Regions from separate parts of the Homo sapiens genome. Here regions 1, 2, 4 and 5 are each linked to region 3. Evidence: chromatin loops called from intact Hi-C (ENCODE). Cell type or tissue: PC-9. All regions are shown on one strand.

Region 1 (5,000 bases), 910 kb after region 3:
ATGCCTGGAATTTTCTAGGTGTGTAATTGTTATTTTTTTTTTTTGAAAGAATGGATGTTTATGAGGGAGTGGAAACTCCAAGTTTAAAGAAACAAAACCATAATTTCCCATAATTTCAGCTTTACCAAACTTTCCTACCCAAAGGCCGGGACTTATCTCTTGACACAAAACTTTGTAAATAGATTAGACCGCTTGTGGTCATTCTTGGAGCAGCTTCTCTCTATGCACTTGACTTCTGAATGCAACATTGATTTTGATTCTTCACCCTCCTCTCTTTTTACTTTGGCCCCTTTCAGGGTACACAAACTGCTGTCAAGGTCAGATTCATGGACAGGATCCAGGAACAACCATTTCCCACCCTGGGCCACACAGAAGAAAAAGATACTTTGTGATTTCTGGTGCAAAGCAGAGATGAGGCTTTGTCTTGTGGCTGGAAGAGAGAGGGGGCTTGGGCAGAGAAGCTGGCAGAGAGGGTCCAAGGCAGGGGACGGGAAGGCTCTGGCACCCTTCCAGAGAGGGCACCTGTGGGAGGAGTTGTGAGGGGCTGGGCTTTGTGAGGCCTGGGGCCCAGGCGATCAGGCGATCCTGCTTTGGAGGCAGAGATGGCGCAGTGCCCCGGAAAATGGAGAGGAGGCCCTGCCCTCCACCCCACGCCTGTGGCAGCGGCAGGGAGTCTGTGGCACCGGGGGCTGGAGCAAGCACCGAGGGCAGAAGGGGCGGCGGGTGGCTGTGGGCAGGACACACGGGAAGGGTTTGGCCACAGTCCACACGGGACGCCCCTGGGGTTCCAGCCACAACAGGGAAGGCTGCGAGGCAGGGCTGAGGGATGGCTCCTGCAATGTGGGTGTTGTTGCTGACCAGCCCTGGTTCTCGCCTCAGCCACCTCCCTGCCACAAAGGCTATGATATTTTCCCCCAGGAAAGTCAATGTGGCTGCACAGACATTTCTTATAAAGCTACATCACACCCCCACCAGGGGCTGCATTACAGGTATTAGGATCCCCATTGCTCCTTTCCACCACATCTTCCCTGGTGCCCCTTCGCTCGTCATTCACAGTGGTGTCCTGCCCTTCCTCCCGGCTCCTTACACCTTCATTTTCTCCAGCATCCGCTTAGTATTGATTTCTCTCGTGTTTTCACATATTGGTTTTGTTTGCTGAGCCAGATCATGGGGAGCTCTGTGAGGATGGGGAGCTTGTCTTACATATCTTCCTCATTTTCTATACCCAAACACCTACCACATGGGAGCACACAGCTGCCACTCAGGAATTGCTTGGTGGGTTGAATGAATGGCTTAGAAAGCAGAGTTCTTCCTTAGTTCGTTTTCTTTCTTTCTTTCTTTCTTTCTTTCTTTCTTTCTTTCTTTCTTTCTTTCTTTCTTTCCTTCTTTCCTTCTTTCTTTCCTTCTTTCTTTCTTTCTTTCTTTCTTTCTTTCTTTCTTTCTTTCTTTCTTTCTCTTTCCTTCTTTCTTTCTTTCTTTCTTTCTTTCTTTCTTTCTTTCTCTTCTTTCTTTCTTTCTCTTTCTTTCTTTCTTTCTTTCTTTCTCTTCTTTCTTTCTTTCTTTCTTTCTTTCTTTCTCTCTCTCTCTTTCTTTCTTTCTCTTTTTTAAATGTAACTTTCATTTTAGGTTCAGGGGAACATGTCCAGGTTTGTTATACAGATAAACTATGCAGGTTTGTTGTACAGATTATTTCATCACCCAGGTACTAAGCCTAGTATCTATTAGTTATTTTTCCTGATCTTTGTCCTCCCACTCTCCACCCTCCGATAGGCCCGTGTCTCTTGTTCCCCTCTATGTGTCCTCAACATTTAGCTCCCACTTCTAAGTCAGAACATGCCTTGTTTGGTTCTCTGTTCCTGCATTAGTTTGCTAAGGATAATGGCCTCTAGCTCCATTCACGTCCCTGCAAAGGACATGATCTTGTTCCTTTTTATGGCTGCATAGTGTTCCATGGTGTATATGGACCACATTTTTTTTTATCCAGTCTACCATTGGTGGGCATTTACGTTGATTCCACGTCTTTGCTATTGTGAACAGTGCTGCAATGTATACACACATGCATGTGTTTTTATGGCAGAACGATTTCTATTCCTTTTGGTGTATACTCAGTAAATGGGATTGCTGGGCCGAATGGTATTTCAGACAGATTATTTTCTATAGAGACGAATCCTGGTCGCAGCCGAAGCAGCATGCCCCCTCCTTTCCCAGCTCAGCCACACACCCCGCTTATCTCCTGTTGCTGTTTCAAACACCCTCCCGCCTTTCCACCGCAAAGACCCTGCGCTTTGCGAAGATCCTCACTAGGGAATTTTGGAGACAGAACCTCTGAGAGCTGTCACCTCAGCTCGGGTTAGAAATCAATTCAGATTTCTGTGGGCAGCCTGAGTCCTGAGTGCACACCCAGACTTGCCTTTTCTTGCACACAATAGGCACTCAAAGTTTGCTCAATAAACAAGTAAATCAAGAGAAAATAATAAAAAGAGAGAACCCTCTTATTTGACTAAAGGAATGAGTTTGTATGTATTAGTTGCATACCCACCACATGCATATTGTAGTTGAACTGTTTTAGGATCCATGGGGGAGAATGGCCGTGCAGCTTGGCCCAAGTAGCTCTTTGCCAACAGGGAGGAGGCTGTCGCTATTGCCACCACTTCTTTACCACGATGGCTCTCTGTTTCCCTCTGGTGGTAGATCCATGCCCTGCAGTGGATGTTTCTACGATTCCCACAAGGTTAAATTTGAGCAGAATGGATTGTTAAATCTTGAAGGTCCTTACAGGTCTGTGATTACAGAGTTTCCCCAGCTAGACTATTGTGACACAATCTGGAAAGCCTCTGAATTCTTTACAAGATTAAAAATTGGTTTAAATTTTGATGAAAGTGAAAATATAAGCATCTTATGGGAGATGTGGATGATTGCTTTCCAATCACGTCCTGCACTGCAGTTCTGTTTTCACATTTGCCAGCACAGCCTGGGCTCCCTGTACCAGTAAAAGTTTTGCAGTTCGAAAACCGCAGCACACTATGGAATAAGCAAGCCCAGCGCAAAAGGCTTGTGCCTTCAGTCCACCTTCAGTGATGGGTGGCAATTCAGTTTCAGAAATGCGACATCCTCTCTCATGTTAGTTTGGCCAATTGAACTCTAATGATTTTAGTGTTGTTACTAATTACTTTAAAAATGTACTTTGGTGATACTTAAGCGCTATATGTCCAGCTTACACCTTATTTTATAATTGTGTATTTTTATGTGTTATTACAGTAAAAATGAAGTAATTCAAATGTGGAGGTCTGCAGGTTTTCCCTTTAACACTGGGTCAAGTGTTGAGCTTGTGTGAACAACAAATGATGCAACTGAGGTCCAGATGAATATGTCAGTGTAGCAGCATCATGTATTTGATTGAGGGCAGACCCAGGAATGCACACATAGAGCAGGTGTTCAAACTCCCAGTCCTGCATTCTCTCCACCAGGCCATCCAAATTGTCTGGATTCAAGAAAATCTATTTTGGTATTGATGAACTCCACTCTTTGCTTCCTTTTATCGGTGGAGACTGGATCTGTAATCACTTAAAAATAATCGACATTGAGATTAATTACTTCTTTTCATGTTGATTCAAGTCACAATGTATTTCATGTTGTCTGTAGCATTTTGCTTAACAATATTAAAATTATGTGATTCTTGCCCAAGAACAGCTTATAATTACATGCAGTGGGGAGAGGAGAGACGTATATGGAAATGTAAATAATTAACGGATAGTGTAGCAAGGCAAAGCTGTCACTGTTTTTCATTGTTTTCATTCTTTGTATCCCAGCAGTAACCTTTCTGAAAGTCTCCTAGGAAGTCAAGAAGGAAGCCCCAGTCCTCCTTGTCTCAGGTGTATCTGTCCAGGGGTCACTGCTCATTTCTGTGTGGGAGAATATGGCATATGAGCCTCAGGAGGAGGGTGGCCTGAAAGACACACTGCTCATGAGGTCTTATAGCATATAAGGGCTCTTTGGGAAGAATCAAACCCCCCAATCCCCGAGGCTGGGGTTTCCTTCTCTCAGAGCTGGAGAGCAATTTCTCTGCCACCAGCGCTGACGATTTGCCTTGGCTTGGAAAGCAGCAAGCTCTTATTGTGGCTGGCCAGGCCAGGGGACCCGTCACCAATGGGGCTGCACGTGCCAAAGCACTGCCGCCATGGAAGTGTGTGCCTGCTTGTGCACAGTCTGTGCATACACCAGTGTGTGCACATGCATGTATGCAGGCGTGCACGTGTGTCTGTGTGCACACACATATGTGCATCCACACTGGAGGCGAGGCCAGCTTCCTCACGTGTGGGACATGCAGCAGCTCTGGGTAGAGTCTGTGTTTTTCAGGCAGTGAGTGATACTTCATCTGGGGGCCCTGCAAGTTGGGAGTGGGGTATTCCTGAGTCATTTTGGCCTCTCAGACATTATGTGACTCCAGTGTAATCCCCAAACATGGGCCTTTGCTGCTTCCAAGTTCCAGGATAATTAGCTATGAATGTGCTGAGTGTTTTTGAAATTGTGGCCACCTATCTCTAGGACCTAAGAGTCCTCTATCTACAGTGTCAGGGAGTGTGTAGGCAAAGGTGACAGAGCGTGTGCAAACTAAGATAGTCCCTCTCCTGTCATGTATGCATTATCCACTCACCCCCAAACAATGGCTTTTGATAATTTCTCACCACTTGGTGGGCAGGCTGGGCCAGGTGGTCTAGGATGGCACCCTCCTGTGGCCTGTGGTTGGCCGATGGGAGCTAGGGCAACGTGTGGCTCATCCCCCGGCTGGCTGACTGGCCTGGGCTCCTCCTTCATGCGGTGCTGGGGCAAGGCTCCCTCACCTGTCACCTTGTTGATGTCCCACTGGCCAAGCCCAGCTTCAAGCGGGGTGAAGACATACTTCACCTCTTGACAGGAGTGTCCACCAAGTCATGTTGCAGTTGGGGGGAGGGGGCATAATTGAGGACTTGTTAGGAATCTCCCTGCTTTGCAGCTGAACA
Region 2 (5,000 bases), 470 kb after region 3:
AGGCAAATCTCCTTTTCCCGTATAATTTCTTTTGCTTTTATGCTTCGAGACTTCTTCCTTATCCTGTGATAGGTTAAATATCCACATTAATTTTCTTCTAATTTTTACTTAACTTTTTTTTTTTTTTCCCCTTGAGACAGAGTCTCACTCTGTCACCCAGGCTGGAGTACCATGGCGCAATCTTGGTTCACTGCAACCTCCACCGCCTAGGTTCAAGCGATTCTTCTGCCTCAGCCTCCCAAGTAGCTGGGATTATAGGCACATGTCACCATGCTCAGCTGATTTTTGTATTTTTAGTAGAGACGGGGTTTCATTATGTTGGCCAGCCTGGTCTTGAACTCCTGGCCTCAAGTGATTCGCCTGCCTTGGCCTCCCAAAGTGCTGGGATTATAGGCCTGAGCCACCATGTTAACTCTTTACAATCATCAGGAGGCCCTATCTAATTTTTTTTCCTCCCAATCCTTGATGTTCCTGGTACCATTTGTTACATAACCATTCCCTTTCCCATTGCGTTGTAACCCAGGGCCACTGATTGGCACAGCGTGGGGCACCACTCTCCTTGTGCCCAGCCCTGCGCTCCAGCGGGTGCTGTCTCATAGAGGACACACGGTGCCCTCTCCTTCACCTGCAACTCTTGGCAATTTGGCCCTAGCCAGATTTTGAATGTTTGAGAGCAGGAGCTATGAGTAAAGGAATAAGTGAATAAATAAATTGAGCAGGGATCTGCTCATTTGGCCACAAAAAGTGCTGTTAGAGGGAGTAGTGTCCATTGTCAGTGCCCAGCACTGAGTAGGCACCTTACAAATGTAGACATCCTTCCCTTTTTGACACGGGGAAACCTAAAGCTAAATGTAACATTCAGTTGCAGTAATTCCAGGAATCATTACACCCTCTGCACCCAGTTTCCTTTTTATTAGCTTTTACTTATTTCTCTTTTGATGATCTTATTGGATATGTGCAATTTAAGATAAAATGCCCCCCAGATTTCCTTGGAAGTAGACATGCTATAAGAATCTAGTGAAGAATAATAAATTGTGGTAATATGTGTTGTGCTATTTTTTCAACTATTAAAACAATTTAAAAACAAGAAAAAATGAGCCTCAGTTCTTCATTTTGTAGAGCGATAGTACAAAAAATTTTAAATATTTTGATTTATTTAAAAATTTTTCTGATTATAGGCTGGCTTTTTCCCCTAAAATTTCATAACTGGATATTTAGTTTTGTGGTCTTAAAATAATTTCTTTGATGCCACCGTGGTGGTTCATCTGTAGTACATTCGAATTATCAAAGCACCCAGACCTTCATAGGCTCTCTTGCCTTTAGGAAGCTCCCCAGGACAACCTGGCATCATCACCTTCTGTGCCTCCATCCACGGGCATTTGGCAATCCGTGCAGAGGGTTTTTAATGTGGTTCCTGGACCCACGCTCCAGGATCAGCTGCAAACTGATTCAAATTCAACCTTCCTGGCCTCACACACACAGGTTCTAATTTGGTGGGGCCAGATGGGGTTCAAGAGTGAATGTTTGGCTAAGGGCGGTGGCTCATGCCTGTAATCCCAGCACTTTGGGAGGATGAGGTGGGAGGATCGTTTGAGGCCAGGAGTTTGAGGCCAGCCTGGTCAACATGGTGAAACGCTGTCTCTAATAAAAATACAAAAATTAGCTGGACATGGTGACACACGCTTGTAATCCCAGCTGCTCGGGGGGTTGAGGCAGGAGAATCGCTTGAACCTGGGAGGCGGAGGTTGCAGTGAGCCAAGATCATGCCACTGCATCCAGCCTGGGCAGCAACTGAGACTCCATCTCAAAAGAAAAAAAAAAAAGTGACTGTTTAACAGTTCCCCAAGTAACTTTTTTAATGTACTTTAAGTAAAGTAACAAAATTAGTAAACAATTATGATAGAACTTTTTTAGATCACTAATAACTAGAAAACAAGCTGAAAATTCATCTCTCCTCTTTTGGCATCTGCTAAGCGTATAGAAATGATGCCCTCTTCTGGCTCCTCCCTGTAAATGCACCTCTTTTACTTTTTTTCTTTTTTTTAACAACCATGACATTCTGTTACTTGATGTACAAGCTTAAAAGCAGAAAGATGACAATATTAATATTAAACTTTTTTTTTTCTTTTTTGAGACGGAGTCTCGCTCTGTCGCCCAGGCTGGAGTGCAGTGATGTGATCTCGGCTCTCTGCAAGCTCCGCCTCCCGGGTTCACGCCATTCTCCTGCCTCAGCCTCCTGAGTAGCTGGGACTACGGGCACCTGTCACCACGCCTGGCTAATTTTTTGTATTTTTAGTAGAGACGGGGTTTCACCGTGTTAGCCAAGATGGTCACGATCTCCTGACCTCGTGATCGGCCCGCCTCGGCCTCCCAAAGTGCTGGGATTACAGGCGTGAGCCACCGCGCCCGGCCAATATTAAACTTTCTTAAGTTAAGAAATAGTTGTAATTTCTTAATGCCTGTAATTCCAGCACTTTGGGAGGCCGAGGCGGGCGGATCACGAGGTCAGGAGATCGAGACCATCCTGGCTAACACGGTGAAACCCCGTCTCTACTAAAAATACACAAAAATTAGCCGGGCGTGGTGGCGGGCGCCTGTAGTCCCAGCTACTTGGGAGGCTGAGGCAGGAGAATGGTGGGAACTTGGGAACTGGAGCTTGCAGTGAGCCCAGATTGTGCCACTGCACTCCAGCCTGGGCGACAGAGCGAGACTCCGTCTCAAAAAAAAAAAAAAAAAAAAAAAAAAAAAAAAAAAAAAGGGTTAAATGTAATAGATAAGCAGTCTACTCAGACTTTCACTGTATTTCTAATAGTTAGGGAAATAAAATAATTTAGAAAGGCTAAGGCTTAACATAGCCTCTGATAATGCTCTCAATGATTCATCATGTAACTAACCAGGTTAATTATTGTATCTTATAATTATGAAGGAAAATGACCTTTATCCCTCCCTCCCAGCAGTAAACGTGATTGAGTTCTTCAAGTGACTTTTCTAAGTTGTATTCTTCTGCATGGGCAGTTTAGACATGATCCGTCCCATCACAGGGTTATGAGGACGGCATCAGATTGGCTGTGTGGGCTTGAAACACTCAGGCTCATGAATTAAAAGAAGCAGGTGCCAGGCCGGGCGCGGTGGCTCACGCCTGTAATCCCAGCACTTTGGGAAGCCAAGGAGGGCGGATCACGAGATCAGGAGATGGAGACCATCTTGGCTAACGTGGTGAAATCCCGTCTCTACTAAAAAAAAAAAAAAAAAAATACAAAAAATTAGACGGGCATGGTGGTGGGCGCCTGTGGTCCCAGCCACTCGGCAGGCTGAGGCAGGAGAATGGCATGAACCTGGGAGGTGGAGGTTGCAGTAAGCCGAGATCGTGCCACTGCACTCCAGCCTGGGCGACAGAGCGAGACTCCGTCTCAAAAAAAAGAAAAAAAAAAGCAGGTGTCAGTCAATACGTAGCTGACTCTATCCCAGTGCCCTGCCTGCCTCTCCTCTCCGTTGGTTTGCTCAGTAAACACCCCTCATCCCTGCAATTCATCCAATGGATTCCACAAGGATGATTCTGTAAAGCTTTCTTTGAATTACAAATGGAGTCCATAGTTTATGTGTGCTTATACTCCTAAGAGGATGTCTTTATGAAGTCATGTTTATTTCCCAGATAAAAATTTTAAAAATTTTACATAGACTTTTGTTTTATTTTTTTGAGACAGCGTCTCATTTTGTCACCTAACCTGGAGCACAGTGGCGGGATCTTGGCTCACTGCAGCCTCAAGTTCTTTGGCTCAAGAAATTCTCCCACTTCAGCCCCCCAAGTAGCTGGGATCACAGGCATGCACCACTACACCTGGCTAATTTGTTTTGTTTTGTTCTGCTGACATGGAGTCTCACTCTGTCACCCAGGCTGGAGTGCAGTGGTGCGATCTTGGCTCACTGCAACCTCTGCCTCCCTTCAAGCGATTCTCCTATCTCAGCCTCCTGAGTAGTGGAGATTACAGGTGCATGCCACTACACCCAGCTGACTTTTGCATTTTTAGTAGAGATGGGGTTTCACCATGTTGGCCAAGCTGGTCTGAAACTCCTGACCTCAAATGATCCACCTGCCTCAGCTTCCAAAAGTGCTGGGATTACAGGTGTGCCACTGAATCCAGCCTTTCTTTCTTTTCGTTTTCTTTCTTTCTTTCTTTCTTTTTGGTAGAGACAGGGTTTTGCCGTGTTGCCCAGGCTGGTCTCGAACTCCTGAGCTCAAGTGATCCACCTGCGCCGGCCTCCAAAAGTGCTGGGATTACAGGTGTGCCACTGCATCCAGCCTTTCTTTTTCTTTTCTTTTTTTTTTTTTTTTTTGTAGATACAGGGTTTTGCCATGTTGCCCAGGCTGGTCTCGAACTCCTGAGTTCAAGTGATCCACCTGCCTTGGCCTCCCAAATTGCTAAGACTGTAGGCGTAAGCCACTGTGCCTGGCCTGCTTTTATTTTAAAGGAAAGGTGGATCCTATTCTTGAATATTTTGTTACTACTCTCCTTAAGAGGAAAGATAAACACATCACCACTAAAAGAAGTGTGTGTCTTGGTAGTGTTTTCCCAGCAGATTGGATTGCTTTTCGTGTCTCAGAGATTTTTAGACAGGTCCATTTAAACTAAGTAGAGCCAAGACTATCAAATCAGATTTTATGATTAATGTAATAAGACCTTGCCCTTCAAAATTTTTTGCTTTCTCCCTGTGTTTCTAGATAATAATCTTCCTGAGACAGGCTCTTGATTTTATTCTTTTTTTTTTCTTTTTTTGAGATGAAGTTTCTCTCTGTCACCCAGGCTGGAGTGCAGTGGAGTGATATTGGCTCGCTGCAACCTCCGCCTCCTAGGATCAAGCAATCCTCCCTCTCAGCCTGCCAAGTAACTGGGACCACAGGTGCACACCACCACGCCCAGTTAGTTTTTCTATTTTTAGTAGAGACGGGGTTTTGCCATATTGCCCAGGCTGGTCCTGAACTCCTGGGCTCAAGTGATCTG
Region 3 (5,000 bases):
AAAATAGCTTAGTATCTATGTTAATATTAGCGTAGTTTTCAGAGACTTCACAAAATGGAATTTTAAAATTGTTTTTATTCTTCTGTTTTTTGTCTTTATTTTTTAACTTTTTTTTTTCTGCTCCCACTTCACTGGGATTATTTTATACTCCTTTAGCAGTCCCATGTAGATGTTTCTTGGTAGTCAGCCCTCCATCACAAGTGATTCAGGAATCCCAGCCCTTTCCATCTGGTGGCTTCATTCTCTAGGGCCTCAAGTTCTTTACACCTAGCTGGCTGGCAGGGGAAGAGAACATGTGGAGAAACACACCCATTTCTTAACTGCCTTGGCCAGGAGTGAGATACATCATTCCGATTGCAAGTATCAGTCACATGGCTCCACTTGGAGGTAGGGAGGTACTAGGAAATACAGTCTCTTGCTGGGCAGAGACTTCCTGGTTACAGTTCTATCACATGAGAGGACTCGTGGTGTACAATTAGCTGTCTCTGCTGCAATACCCAAAACACTTGCATGATTTTGCAGCTGTGAGTAAGATTATTTCGACATAGATAAATCACTGCTGGGATTGCTTACTTTTGTGGTCTAATACTTATATAATACTTAAATGTTTAAGTCTTTCAGAGATTATCTTCCTCCATCTAATTTTTTTTGTTTTGTTTACCTTATTTTTCTTTTTTTCTGATACAAGGTCTTGCTCTGTCACCCAGGCTGGAGTGTGCCATGGCATGATCATGGCTTACTGTAGCCTCAACCTCCCAAGTTCAAGCAATCCTCCCACCTCAGCCTCCTGAGTAGCTGGGACTACAAGCCTGTGCCACCATGCCTGACTAATTTTTAAAAATTTTTTTAGAGATGGGCGTTTCCCTGTGTTGCCCAGTTATAACATATATAACATATGTATTATATATGTTATATAATACATATATATATAAACTCCTTGGTTCAGGCTATCTTCCCACCTAGGCCTCCCAAATTGCTGGGATTACAAGGCTGAGCTACAGTGCGTGGCTTTTTTTTAATATAACAAAATTTATTTATTCAGTGTCTGCTAAGTGATTCTCTTTGGAGCAATGCTTAATTACAGTATAAAGTTATGACATGACATTTGTATCCATTGGTCCTATTAATAAACATCAGTTGCAGAGTATGAAGTTTGCAGTTACAAAATCTAAGTTTTTTACTGAGTAAAACTGAAAATGGCTAGCATTTACATAAAAATGGACAATTTTGCAAAATAGAAGTGATAATGGCACACAGTCCTAATTAGAAGGCTTACTTTCCTAAGAGCATGTGAGTGCCAGTGTATTTTCACTAGGTTTTGTCTTTTTGACATCTGCTTTTTTACAGTGCTGATGATTTCTGTTAATTTCATGAATGACACCTTTATCACATTTCAATCTATGATCTTTTTTTTTAAAGTTTTGTCTTAAGGCTTCAGTGTCTTCATTTGGAAAATAGTGTCATCATCCACAAAGACCTGGTAACAAACAGTGCATAGAAAAGTCATTGAGGACCGGATGCAATGGCTCAGGCCTGTAATCCCAGCACTTTGGGAAGCCGAGGTGGGCAAATCACATGAGGCCAGGACTTCGAGACCAGCCTGGTCAACATGGTGAAACCTCGTCTCTATTAAAAATACAAAAATTAGCCGGGCATGGTGGTGCGCGCCTGTAATCCCAGCTACTCGGAAGGCTGAGGCAGGAGAATCGCTTGAACCCGGGAGGTGGAGGTTGCAGTGAGCCGAGATCGTGCCATTGCACTCCAGCCTGAGTGACAGAAGGAGACATTGCCAAAAAAAAAAAAAAATTACTGAGGTCCTCAGGGCAAACTTGAAACAGCTGGGAAGATTTTGTATGTACGAGAAAGCCCAACCTAAAATTGTTTAAGGAACAAGGGAGTTTCTCATCTCAGAGAACAAGAGGTTTAAAGATGGTGAAGGCATGTGGCACATACACAGGTTGGCTGTTTCAGAGGGACAGTGACCTGGCCATTGTCTCTGGTCCTCCGGCCTCACTGTGTTGGCTGTGTCCTCTCACGGCCACAAGGTGGCAGCAGCAGCCGCGGGCACCGCAGCCTTCCTGGAGGAGCGGTTCTCCGACTCAGGACTACTTCCTTATCACAGGCTTAAAAACCAAGACGCCAAAGAGCTTTAAAAAAAAATAAAAAAATAAAAAAATTAAAAAATATATATATATATAAAATACATATATGTAATGTTAATCAATATTTACCATTTTATAAATAATAAACTGAAAATTTTAAAATATTGATTTATTATTTAAAAAATAATAAATCTATTACGTTAACATACACCATACATTTTTATGACAAAAATAACTATAAAAAATTTATATAACTATATAAACTTATACAAATAAATTTATATAACTATATAAACTTATACAAATAAATTTATATAACTATTAAAAATTATTAAAAAACTATATAAAAAATTTAGTGAGAAGGTGGCACTGTTTTACATTTTTACATGTCTTTGATGTGGGCTCCAGTGAGGACAGGCGGTTTCTCCTATCTGCTTCTCATGCAATCTGTTGTACATTGCACATCATCACATAGCCTCTGGAAGAGTTCAGCGTACACTCGCAAGAGGTGAGAGTGGAAATGACATCTTACTATTATTATGAAAACGATTTGACCCAAAGACCCCCTGAAAGGGAGAGTCCTTATGCCTCTTTCAAAAGCTAAGAAACGGGCTGGGCTCAGGGGCTCATGCCTGTAATCCCAGCACTCTGGGAGGCCGAGGTGGGTGGATTACTTGAGGTCAGGAGTTCGAGACCAGCCTGGCCAACATGGTGAAACCCCATTTCTAGTCTCTACTAAAAATACAAAATTAGCCGGGCGTGGTTGCATGTGCCTGTAATCCCAGCTACTCAGGAGGCTGAGGCAGGAGAATCGCTTGAACTTGGGAGGCAGAGGTTACAGTGAGCTGAGATTGCACCACTGCCCTCCAGCCTGGGTGACAGAGCTAGACTCCATCTGAAAAAAAAAATACATAAAATTAAAAAAATAAAGGCTAAGAAACGGTTTCTGAAAGGCTTTCCCAGTACGGTACCCCCCCCGAGCGTAACTGACCAGAACTGGATCATTTGCCTGTTTCTAAGGAAAGAGAATAGCATTGGCAGGATTTGCTTATACCAATGGCTCTCAAACTTGGTGTGCATCAGAATCACCTGTGGAGTGTGTTAAACCACGGACTGTTCAGGCCCCCAACAGCAGGGCTCTCATTCAGGAAGTTTGGCATGGAGCCTGAAAATGTCCATTTTTAACAATCCCCATGACTGCTTCTGCTGCTGGGCCAGGGACCACATGGTGGGAACCACTGGCACAGCCCAATCAGGATGTGGGGATGTGGCCAGGCTTCCTGGAGTGGACTGTGATATGGATACACGCGGATATCTTAATAAACTAGGGTTCATTAGCAAGCAAGTCGGGAGAATGGCTGCGGGTACAACCAACAGTATTTGCTATCCTTATATTCTCAGAAAATTTATGGTGGACTCCTCCAAAATAAATGCTTGAACAATGGTCCTGTTAGTGACTTTTTACTGGTTATCAAGTATATCTTGGATTCACGGTCAAGGGAAGAAAAGGGTGGGGGAGGGCGAAAGGGAAAAAAAGGAAAGCATGGCATTGAGATAGAAATTTAACTTTAGGGCCTAACACGTGGCTCACACCTGTAATCCCAACACTTTAGGAGATGGAGGCAGGAACATCACTTGAGCCCAGAAGTTTGAGAACAGCCTGGGCAACATATTGAGACCCCTATCTATTAAAAAGAAAGAAAGAAAGAAATTTAACTTTAAAATGCCCCAGTTTGTTTTTTTGTTGTTGCTGTTATTTTGTTTGTTTTTCTCTTTATAGCCCTCCTGGCTTGAGAAATTTACATTGGATGAACTTGCTGAGGAAAAACAAAATATAATTGGGAGCCAAGTGTGGCAGCTCATCCCCATAATCCCAGCACTTTGCAAGGGCGAGGTGGGAGGATTGCTTGAGGCCGAGAGTTCAAGACCAGCCTTGGCTACAGACTGAGACCTCATCTGTACAAAAAATTAAAAAATTAGTTGGCCATGGAGGTGTGTGCTTGTAGTCCTAGCTACTCAAGAGGCGGAAGCGGGAGGATTCCTTCAGCCCTGGAATTGGAGGCTACAGTGAGCTAAGAGCATGCCACTGCACTCCAGCCTAGGTGACAGAACGAGACTCTGTTTCTAAAAAAAAGTTTGTTTATTTTTTTCTTTTTTTGAGACACAGTCTTGCTCCAACGGTGCAAGAGTCTTGCTCCAGGCCAATGGTGCGATCTCGGCTCACTGCCACCTCCACCTCCTGGGTTCAAGTGATTCTCCTGCCTCAGCCTCCAGAGTAGCTGGGATTACAGGCAGCCACCACCACACCCAGCTAATTTTTGTATTTTTAGTAGAGACAGGGTTTCACCAGATCAGCCAGGCTGGTCTTGAACTCCTGATCTCAGGTGATCCACCCGCCTTGGACTCCCAAAGTGCTGGGATTACAGGCAGGAGCCACCGCGCCTGGCCCTAAAAAAATGTTTTCAAGATACTTCTTATGGGAGGTTGATATAAATATTCCAAACTACAGCAAAATCATGGGTCAGAAAAGAGCCCTATATATATTTATATGAGTGAATTTAAAGAGCTACAGGGCTTTTGAGTTGGGAAGGGTCAGGGAACAATGCCCCCTGCCCATTTCATAGACTCTGAAATGGAGGCTGGAGAGATGTAGTGGTGTGCCCAGGTGGCGGCACAGATGAGAACCCAGGCCATGTGACCGTCTATTCTTCAGAAGTCTCAGTTAGTTCTTCCAAGTGGTGGTGAACACAAACACAAAACCAGATAGAACAGATTCTACACGACAGATAAGACCAAAGCATTTAAGGGGATCACTATTTGAGAGAAGTCACGTCCAGTGAATGATGCTTCAGCTATAGTAGTCTTCAGGCTCAGATGTGACAACCCTCGGCTGCCAGC
Region 4 (5,000 bases), 380 kb after region 3:
TTCCCGATGCTATGTTGATTTTTTTTCAGGTTTTTTTTTTTTTTTTTTTAGTTTTATTTTAGATAGCTTCTATTGCTGTGCCTTCACATTTACCAATCTCTGTCGTGTCTAATCTGTTGATCATCTTCCAAGTCTTTATTTAACACAAAAATCTTTCATCTAGCTGCTTTATTTCCTTATCTGCTAATTTTGTCATCTGTGATTTCTGGGCCAGTTTTGATTCGTTGTTTTTTTCCTCATATGGTTTGTATTTTCCTGCTTTTTGGTGTGTCTGGTACTTTTGGTTCAATGCCAGACATTATTGATTGCTAGGTTTTATATCTTATAAATATCCCTGAGCTTTGTTCTGGGACGTTGTTAATTTCCTTGGAAATGGTTTGATCTTTTCTGGCCTTGCTTTTCAACATTGCTAGGTGGGGCCAAAGCAGCATGAAGTCTTGAGGCTTATTTTTTCCTAACGCTGAGGCAAAAGCATTCAGCATATGCTACCCAATGCCCTTTGATGGTGAGTTTCTTCTCTGTCTTGTGGGTGCCAGGCACTGGCTTTTTGGGAGGTTCGTTCTCTCTCTGTACAGCTCTCCTTTCCAGCACTCTGTCCTGTGGATTCGGGCCAGCCCTGTCTCCCTGGACTCCCAGCCGTGGCTCTGCCTGGGTTCCCCTCCATGATGTGGGGCCACCAGGGGCACCCCTTGTTGTTTCCCATCAGTCAGAGGTTACTACCCTTCATTGCTTCCTCAGGTCCAGTGTCTTAAATCATCCTTGTGCATGCGTGCATGCGTGTGTGTGTGTGTGTGCGTGATGTTTTAGGTAAATCTGTAACTCTATTTGTACTGAAGTGGATTTTTTAAATTGCTCAGATGACTTTAATTCAATGCATCAGAATGATGGGGCTCTCTGGCCCTGTGAGCACAGTGTTCTGGGGTCTGGTTATGGACCTGGCTCGTGCTTAGGTTGGTGGTGGCTAGCCTCTGCTCTGCTGTCAGCAGCAGTGCCCCTGTCCTCGGCTCCATCAGTGCACACTTGGCACACGTGGGACTGTCCAGTCAGCATGAGAACGGACTCCTTCAACTGCAGCTCACTCTTCTGCTTTCACATTCATACTTAAAGGTTTTACTTAAACTTTGTAACAACATTCTAGTTGCACTTTTACATCTTTTAAAACTTTCTTTTGATGGAAAGTATGACTATTTCTAATAAAGAGATTGACAAGCTTGATTTTTGATGTGAGATATAAGATCCGAATGCTTTTATGATTATAAAATAATTTGTCGGATTTATCCATGTAACAACATTTGAAATTATTTTTCGCTCTTGGTAATTAAGATTTTTTTATGTCTGTGTCCTTTGATAAAAAAGTAAACTGTACTAAATGTTAAAATTTTGGAACATGTAGGATGTTCCAAAATTTTAACCTGCATGGTGGCAGGCACCTGTAATCCCAGCTACTCAGGAGGCTGAGGTAGGAGAAGTGATTGAACCTGGGAGGCGGAGGTTGCAGTGAGCGAAGATTGCGCCACTTCACTCCGGCCTGGGCGATAGAGCGAGACTCCATATCCAAAAAAAAAAAAAAAAAGTGTGTGTGTGTGTGTGTGTGTGTGTGTATGTGTATATATTGTCTCATCTAGAGATAACTATTAGTAATCTGGTGTATTTTCTCTTAGATGCATATATATTTTTTTCAAATTGTTTTCTCCACTTTCTATTTTAGTGGAAGACTTATAACCCTGCCTTCTCCCGGTTGGAAATCTGGTTCCGGTTTTTCTTTGTGGTGCTCACCTTCATCGTCACTGTGAGTACCATTCGCCTGATGGACCGCAGCAGATCCCAGCCAGGAAGAAGCTGGTTTATGCAGTTAGGATCTTCGGTGCAAGCCACATGGAGATTGATCTGAACTCAGATGCTCCATCCAGTGGGCTGTGCTGATATTACAACTCTGTGTGTCTGCCGAGATGCTGCCGTGCAAGAAAAAATGATGTGGTATCATGTATTCAGGATTTCTGTAGAGTGCACGTCCGTGACTTTTAAGTAAATGTTGATCATGTGCGGTGAAAAGTGCCATTTCACCTGTGTGGAAGGAAGCTGCCTTACTTGAATGAGCTTCTCTGAGTGCAGATGCAGCATGCTCTTGGGTTTTTATATTTTATATTTTTATAGTTGTGCCAGTCCTTTGCGTTTTTGGGCATTTTCAGGAATAAGGCCAAAGAGAAGTGTTTTGGAAATGCAGGCATTGGGCTCGTTTGGGATCTGAGGTTTGTGTCCACAAACCCACATGACTTTGGGGGAAATGCTTACCCTGAGAAGCCCAAGGGAGCCCCCCCAGAGCCCCAGTCTGCAAAGATAAGAATTGGTAAATTGGAGGAAGGGAAAGTGTGCTTCATTTAGTGATCTGTTGCCGCCCGAAGTGTGGCGTTCTGCCTGCATCAGCTGCTTGTCCTTGTGCGGGATGGTGGGGAGGTGACATTTAGGAAATGTGTCCACCCAGGAACACTTGGTATTTTTCAGAGTAACTGTGCATGGAAGGACACAGGCGCGTGCACATGTGAGGGGGTGCTCTGCTGGAGCGAAGGGCGTGGGCGCTAGAGCCACAGGGAGCTGGAGGGAAGGGCGTGGGCGCTAGAGCCACAGGGAGCTGGAGGGAGGGGCGTGGGCGCTAGAGCCACAGGGAGCTGGAGGGAAGGGCGTGGGCGCTAGAGCCACAGGGAGCTGGAGGGAAGGGCGTGGGCGCTAGAGCCACAGGGAGCTGCAGGTTGTGGTGCTTACGCCCAGCCCAGGGCCTCCAGGATCTCAGGGCTCCCGCAGTGAGCTTCATAAATGAAAGTAGAAAGCTGTTATTTGTGTCTGGGCAGCCAGAAACACTTGCTTCTTCTCAAAGGCTCTCTGATGCCCTGAGATTCTCCTGCCACACTCTGGAGTCCAAAGAGCTATTTATTACTCAGGGCCCCAAGTATGTTCTTAAAAAGAGGGAAGATGGTCCCTAGGCAAGGAAACCCACATTGCCTAGAAAACTGTTGGCTTATATCAGATTATACGAAAACAATCAACAACAAAACCCTGGCCTAAAAATTATGTTATATAATGTTTTAAAGCAGTTTAAAGAAACTTATTCCATGGGCCTAACACACCTTCTTCAGGGAGGTGTTTGAAAAGAAACGCATCCTCTGACCTTTGTTACAAGACTCCTACATTCTCTTGGCTTTTCATGGGCAAGCCCTGGCACCATCTTGGAAGCTGCTGCCATCTGTAGCAGTTGCGCTGCCGGGAACATGAGGCTCCTGTCACACCCACAGATGTGGCCTGTGTCCTGGGTGGGTTCGTCTGAGTGCTGGCTCTCTGGAGCAGGCCCAGTGGAAGTGGGCCTTGTTTTCCTCGCCGTGGTGGTGAGAGGGTGGGTCCTCTTTCCTTTTGCAGGGATTACGTTCCTTCTCCTTTCCTGCTCCTGTGAGGACAGCTCGGAACCTGTCTTAGCTGTGGCTTCTCTGCAGAAAGTAACAACCTTGTCTTGGTTGTCACTGATGGCCTCCAGGACACAGTAGGCAATTCAGCCAGGGCTTAAGGCAGCGACTCTTAGTGGGGCACCTAGACCATTGATTAGAGAAGACAACCTGGTATGCCGGCAAGGTGTGAGCAAAGGCTGCAGGCAAGGTGTGAGCAAAGGCAGTAACTGGAGGCCTGATTTGGTTTGCAGTGCCTGTTTGCGCATTCCCTCCGGAAATTTTCCATGAGAGACTGGGGCATCGAGCAGAAGTGGATGTCTGTTCTCCTGCCTCTGCTGCTACTTTACAATGGTGGGTAGTTCCATTTTTACTTAGGAACTTTTCCCTTTAAAATGTAAAGCTGGAGGCCAGGTGCAGGGTTGTGCCTGTCATCCCAGCACTTTGAGAGGCTGGGGCAGGAGGACTGCTTGAAGCCAGGAGTTTAACACCAGCCTGGGTAACATAGCAAGACTCTACAAAAAATAAAATTTAGCTGGGCATGGTGGTGCGTGCCTGTGGTCCCAACTGCTTGGGAGGCTGAGGTGGGTGGATTGCTTGAGCCCAGGAGTCTGAGGCTGCAGTGAGTCATGATGACACCACTTCACTCCAGCCTGGATAACAGAGCAAGACCCTGTCTCTTAAAACAAAACAAAACTAAAGCTGGAAGCCATCTTGGAGATGGCCTAGGCCCAGAAGAGCCCGTAGGGAGCCCCAGAAGGAACATGTAGCCGTGTGCTCCCTGCCACCCCAGGAGCCATGTTCCACCGAGCTGGGGCAGATGCCTGGCTCTCTAACAAATAGGCGGCTGTTCGGTAGTTAAAACTTGGACGTGCTACAGACACAGCAGTCCTGGAACTTGGCTGAAGGTGGCCAGACATGGCTGGCTGTTCCTCTTTTCCTGCTCCAAAAGTGTTTGCTTCCCGAGCTGCCGCAGTCGGAACTCCCAGGCTCCGGGAGGAGCTGATGGCAGTGGCATACGGCGCTCTGTCGTGATCAGTGCAGCAATCTGTTCAGTGGCTTTTAGGTGTTTTGGAAAACAAAATAGCCATTGGTTCACTACCTTTCCTTTGGCTCTGACCAGGGAGAAAAGCTGGTAGTGAGCTCAGACCCTGCAGTGGGATGGGGTGCTCTCTGCTAGGTGCTGACCCCGCACAGGTATGGGGTGCTGTCTGCCAGGTGCTGACCCCGCAGAGGTATGGGGTGCTCTCTGCTAGGTGCTGACCCCGCAGAGGTATGGGGTGCTGTCTGCCAGGTGCTGGCGGGCCTGTTTTCCACATGGATTTCTGCCCTTTGTGTTCCAGATCCGTTCTTCCCCCTCTCCTTCCTGGTCAACAGCTGGCTCCCAGGGATGCTGGATGACCTCTTTCAGTCCATGTTCCTGTGCGCCCTGCTGCTCTTCTGGCTGTGCGTGTACCACGGGATTCGTGTCCAGGTGAGCCGGAGCCGCCCTCACTGCCGGGGGAGGTTCCAGACTGTGTCCTCCCTCCCGAACTCTGAGGACAGCCCAGAAAGGTGAATTTATCCATG
Region 5 (5,000 bases), 300 kb after region 3:
CTCTCGGCTAATTTTTGTATTTTTAGTAGAGACGGGGTTTCACCATGTTGGTCAGGCTGATTTCGAACTCCTGACCTCATGGTACGCCCGCTTCGGCCTCCCAAAGTGCTGGGATTACAAGCGTGAGCCACCACGCCCGGCCCGAGCCTGGTACTTTTTAAAAAATCCTCAGTACCTGTAGAGACACAGCTGAACATCATCTCATTAGCCAAGGTTTTCTCTCAACTAAATGGCAAGAACGGATGGCTTTCCTTTCTTTCCATTTGGATATCTGTAGTCTCCAAAAATAAGGCAAAGGTAAAGATGACACCCAGAGCCAACTCCATGTAACAGCAGGTTCGCAAACCACAGTATAGCTTGTTCTGACAGCAGGAAGACCCCACAAGCCCTTCTCAGGGAAGGTGACGGGGTTCAGGACACACACCCCAGAATGTGGCACCTTGGCATTTGAGAAAACAGCAGAAGCAGGAAGTTCACTCTCACCTTCCCCACATCCCCTGGCCCCTGCAGCAGGCCCAAGACCCTTGTTCCACAGGTGCCCTCCCTGCCCCCAGAGGAGAGGAATGTCTCCATCTCTGAAGACACAGGGGTACAGAGAAGAACCTGCACAAACGGGCACTGCGGAGTCCCCCAGCTTATTCCCAAGGGATCACACCCCTTTGTCCCACTGTCCCTCACACCTGTCGACTTCTTCATCAGACTTAGCAGCGTAAAAATACACAGGTGTCGGCCAGACACAGTGGCTCACGCCTGAAATCCCAGCACTTTGGGAGGCCGAGGTGGGCGGATCACTTGAGGTCAGGAGTTTGACACCAGCCTGGCCAACATGGTGAAACCCCATCTCTACTAAAAATACAAAAATTAGCTGTAATCCCAGCTACTCAGGAGGCTGAGGCAGGAGAATCGCTGGAACCCGGGAGGCAGAGGTTGCAGTGAGCTGAGATCGTCCCACTGCACTCCAGCCTGGGCAACAGAGTGAGACTCCATCTCAAAACAGACAAACAAAAAAACAGGTGTCTGTGTCTTTGGGTCCTCATTTCTGAAGGTTCCCATGTCATGTAAAACTTGCATCACTTAACAATGAGAGATGTCCTGAGAAATGTGTCACTAGGCTGTTTTGTCACTGTGGGAACCTCACAGAGTGCACTTACACAGACCTAGAGGCATGACCTGCGGCACACTTGGTCTCTGTGGGGCCGCTGATTGCTTCCGGACTGCAAACCCGCACAGCATGTCACTGTGTTGAACACTGCAGGCAACTGAAACACAATGGGAGGTATTTTTGTATCTAAACATAGAAAAGGGACAACTAAAATCCAGTGTTATAGTCATACGGGATCACCATTGCATATTCAGTCTGTTGTTGACTGAAGCATCTTTATGAGGTGCATGGCTGTATTAAATAAAATTTGTATGGTTTTCTCTTGTTAATGGGGGCCCTGGTCATGACCCTAGTGATGGATGAGGAAAAGAAATGTTTCCTCCCCTGCAAAGGTTTGGTCCCAGTTAAAAGATGGGGAAATCTCAGATAGAAAATCGTAAGTGACTTTCCTCTCATCCAGGCAGTGTGTGTTGAAAAAGAGTCAGGAGCAAATCTCAGAGCCATGAGGCCGCAGCCCCTCTTTGAGAATCGCTCCTTGAAGCATCCTGAACCACAGAGAACAAGCGCCGGCTCCCCAGGGAGCAGAAGCCAGCACCTCAGATAGAAGCCTCCCCTCCAGGGAAATGAGTCACAGACGAGCCCGGGTGAGGCTGCGCGGCTGCGCCTGCCCCGACCTTTGCTTTTAACTTCCTTTCTCCTTTGCAGTCACCTTCCCATGAGGGAGATGATACTCCGAAGATGGGTTCATTTTGTCCAGACTTTGTCCAGGTTCCCGAAGATGATCTGGAGGATCATTTTATTGTATGTTTATGGAAATAAACAAAACCAGTGCCAGTGAGCCTCGCAATAGAAGGTGGTGAGTATAAAATGTAAACGGCACCCTGATCAGCACTCAGCCTTCTTCGTGTTCACACTGAAACTATCCAGCCTGCCAGGTCCTTGCTGCTGGGTAAACAGCATCTCCCCAATTCCCCGTGCAGTGCTCTCTGTTGTTTGGGCTCCGTCCCCTCTGGTGCCCTCTTCAGGAGAACAATACTTTCAGCTGAAGGTTATAAATTGGCAAACAAGTGGAGTGGTGTGTTGGTAAATAGCTAACAACCAGCTCTCCAGAAACACACAAACTTGGAATGAATAAATATACCTTACATGAGCATTATAAATTGTATTGCTATATAGGATGTGTAGTACACAATTACAATAACAAAATACACAATATTTTTCTTATAACTCCATATAGCCAGACTTAATAGCTAATGCTTTTGTTGATTTTTGCCAAATGTTTGTCTTGCAGCCAACCTAAGATTGTAATTGGTAAACAAATGTAGCCTCAACATGAATGTTGGTTATTTTCATTTACATTTTTGAGCAAGACAAAAGTGAAACAACGAAAATGTGTCTTCAGTGAAACACCATAAACATATGTTAGAACTTTACTCATACATTAATGACATAAGCCATTTCTTTGCTAAATGGGATAATAGTTTTTGAAGATCAGATCTCGATTCTTTTGTGCTGTTTACAATGTGATGGTGCAGATATGACACATTTTTAATTTAAATTGCATTATGAACACTGCCTTCATCACATTCTTAAGTCTAGAGCCTAGACTAAAACAATGAAATGAAATCAACCCTGATTTGTGGCTTTTGCTGATTTCCATGGTATAAATATTCCCACCAGACTCACTGAAGGAGGAGTTGGAAAGAGATGTGCCTTAAGTAGCAATTTAATTTTATATAATGACTGTATTTAAAAATTGGCTCTCAAGATTCCTGGAAATGTCACCCTCAGCTGTCACGAGGCAGGGAGAGCCGCCTGCAGCACCTCCCGGCTGTGTGTGGTGTGTGCTGGGGGGCAGCATAAGCCCAGACTCTGATTGGAGGGCTACACAGCATTGCTGAGTCTAGGCAGGCTGAGGCACTCAGCTAGAGATTTCAGGACACAGATTTTTTTTGGTGGTTCTTTCATTAATCAGCAAATATTTATGGAGTGTCTAATGCATGCCAATCACTGCGATGCCTGGAGGAGATGGGTAGCTACGCAGAGTGGACAACAGCCCTGCCCTGCAGAGGGTATGGTCCCAGCTGGTTCTCTACCTCCAAGACTGCTGAGTCCCTGTCTCCCAGACCAACTCATCCTCTCCACCCAGTGTGTGGTGTTCTGGGGCCCCTGCGGAAGGGTGCGCAGCTGTTCCAGATGACAGGGAGCTGCCCTGGACCCCTCGCTCTCCTTCCTCCTGTTCCACAGTAGCCACTACCAAGTCCCAGCCACTTCTCCTGCAAGAGCTCCTCCTCTCCCTCTGCTGCCTGACCTGGGCCAGCACTCACTCTCACTTCTGCCTCTTCAGCAGCCTCCTGCGGACTTCTAGCTCCCTCTTCCCCCAGGCCACTCTCCATTCAGCAACTAGGCTGATTTTTAAGATTAAAAAACCTGTGTTTTTTGTTTTGTTTTGTTTTGTTTTTGAGACAGGGTCTCACTCTGTCACCCATGCTGGAGTGCAGTGGTGTGATCACAGCTTACTGCAGCCTTGACCAACCTCCTGGGCTCAAGAGATCCTCCCACCTTAGCCTCCCAAATAGCTGGTACTATAGGTATGCACCACCATGCCCAGCTAATTTTTGTATTTTTCTGTAGAGACAGGGTCTCTTATGTTGCCCAGGCTGGTCTTGAACTCCTGAGCTCAAGCAATCCACCCACCTTAGCCTCCCAAAGTGCTGGGATTATGGGCATGAGCCAGCACAACTGGCCAGATCAAATTTAATGAACATAAAAAACGAAAATACATTCAAGAGGGTCCATGATGTCAAAGTTAGTTCTTGGAAAAGATTGATTTGACAAATATCTGGCATGATGTAGGAAGAAAAAAAGAAAGCACAAAAGTATGATATGAGGAATAGAAGTGGAATCTAACTTCAGAGAGAGATCTTTTTAAGAGAAAGAAAATAAGAAGACTATGCACAATTGTATGCTGTAGATTTGAAAACTTGGAAATGTAGTCATCAGTAGAAAATCTTCCTGCAAAGAAAATTTCAAGCCAAATGGTTTTACTTATTAGTACCATCAACTTTCAAGGAACTTGTTCCTCTACTCTTATACAAACACTTTCAGAAAATTAAAAAGAGGAAACACTTCTCCCTCACTATAAGGGCAAAGTGTTATAATATTCAAAATAACATATCAATATGACACTGACACCCAAACAAGACAAGGACCAATCACAAAGGAAATACAGGCCATCTCACTGAAGTGATCACACCACTGCACTCCAGCATGGGTGACAGAGTAAGACCCTGACAGCCTGGCCAACATGGTGAAACCCCATTTCTACTAAAAATATAAAAATTAGCCGAGAGTGATGGCACACGCCTGTAATCCCAGCTACTCAGGAGGCTGAGGCAGGATAATCACTTGAACTCAGAAGGCGGAGGTTGCAGTGAACAGAGATTGCGCCACTGCACTCCAGCCTGGGTGACAGAGCAAGACTCCGTCTCAAAAGAAAGAAAGAAAGAAAGAAATGCCTGGCATAGGCCGGGTACAGCAGCTCACACCTGTCAGCCCACCACTTTGGGAGGCCAAGGTGGACCTATCACTTGAGCCCAGGAGTTCAAGACCAGCCTGGGCATCATGGCGAAACCCCATCTCTACAAAAAAATATGAAAATTAGCCTGGCATGGTGTCATGCACCTGTAGTCCTAGCTACTTAGGAGGCTGAGGTGGGAGGATTGCTTGCCTGTGAGTTTGAGGCTGCAGTGAGCTGTGATTGCGCCACTGTACTCCAGCCTGGGTGACAGAGTGAGACCCTGTCTCAGAAAAAGAAGAGGAGGGGAGGGGAGGAGAAGGGAGAGAAGGGAAGGGGAGGGGAGGGGAGGGGAGGGGGAAGAGAGCCTGGCACTTTCAG

What was found. Hi-C counts contacts between places; a loop is a spot of excess contacts. Peaks named below come from ENCODE experiments on the same cell type or tissue, not always from the same donor. Only the 100,000 strongest peaks of a DNase experiment are listed, where the experiment ranks them.
Region 1: a loop joins it to region 3, with 15 times the contacts of the local background. A loop is called at or near these places in 6 of 110 quality-filtered maps.
Region 2: a loop joins it to region 3, with 14 times the contacts of the local background. A loop is called at or near these places in 88 of 110 quality-filtered maps.
Region 4: it touches region 3 in a loop (15-fold over the local background); 93 of 110 quality-filtered maps call a loop at or near these places.
Region 5: it touches region 3 in a loop (16-fold over the local background); 74 of 110 quality-filtered maps call a loop at or near these places.

The regions. Positions count from the first base shown.
Region 1 is chr6:159,132,236-159,137,235 of GRCh38, forward strand. No RefSeq gene overlaps it. Among named protein-coding and RNA genes, the nearest start is that of FNDC1, 35 kb to the right of the region's middle. In PC-9, a CTCF peak has its summit at 2,702 (motif pointing left); a DNase peak (open chromatin) is centred at 2,686; H3K27me3 peaks cover 224 bases.
Region 2 is chr6:158,689,539-158,694,538 of GRCh38, forward strand. All of the region lies in intron 6 of SYTL3 (synaptotagmin like 3), which reads left to right. Among named protein-coding and RNA genes, the nearest start is that of SYTL3, 42 kb to the left of the region's middle. In PC-9, a CTCF peak has its summit at 2,015 (motif pointing left); no DNase peak of the experiment used is centred here; H3K27ac peaks cover 110 bases.
Region 3 is chr6:158,219,004-158,224,003 of GRCh38, forward strand. No RefSeq gene overlaps it. Among named protein-coding and RNA genes, the nearest start is that of GTF2H5, 53 kb to the left of the region's middle. In PC-9, a CTCF peak has its summit at 2,020 (motif pointing right); DNase peaks (open chromatin) are centred at 518 and 2,058; H3K27ac peaks cover 1,579 bases.
Region 4 is chr6:158,603,559-158,608,558 of GRCh38, forward strand. It overlaps TMEM181 (transmembrane protein 181), which reads left to right. Exons shown (of 17, transcript NM_001376852.1): 7 at 1,709-1,789; 8 at 3,686-3,785; 9 at 4,775-4,905. Among named protein-coding and RNA genes, the nearest start is that of MIR7161, 3.6 kb to the right of the region's middle. In PC-9, a CTCF peak has its summit at 1,928; no DNase peak of the experiment used is centred here.
Region 5 is chr6:158,516,612-158,521,611 of GRCh38, forward strand. No RefSeq gene overlaps it. Among named protein-coding and RNA genes, the nearest start is that of TMEM181, 41 kb to the right of the region's middle. In PC-9, CTCF peaks have their summits at 2,117 (motif pointing left) and 2,317; DNase peaks (open chromatin) are centred at 1,750 and 2,060; H3K4me3 peaks cover 1,139 bases; H3K27ac peaks cover 1,377 bases.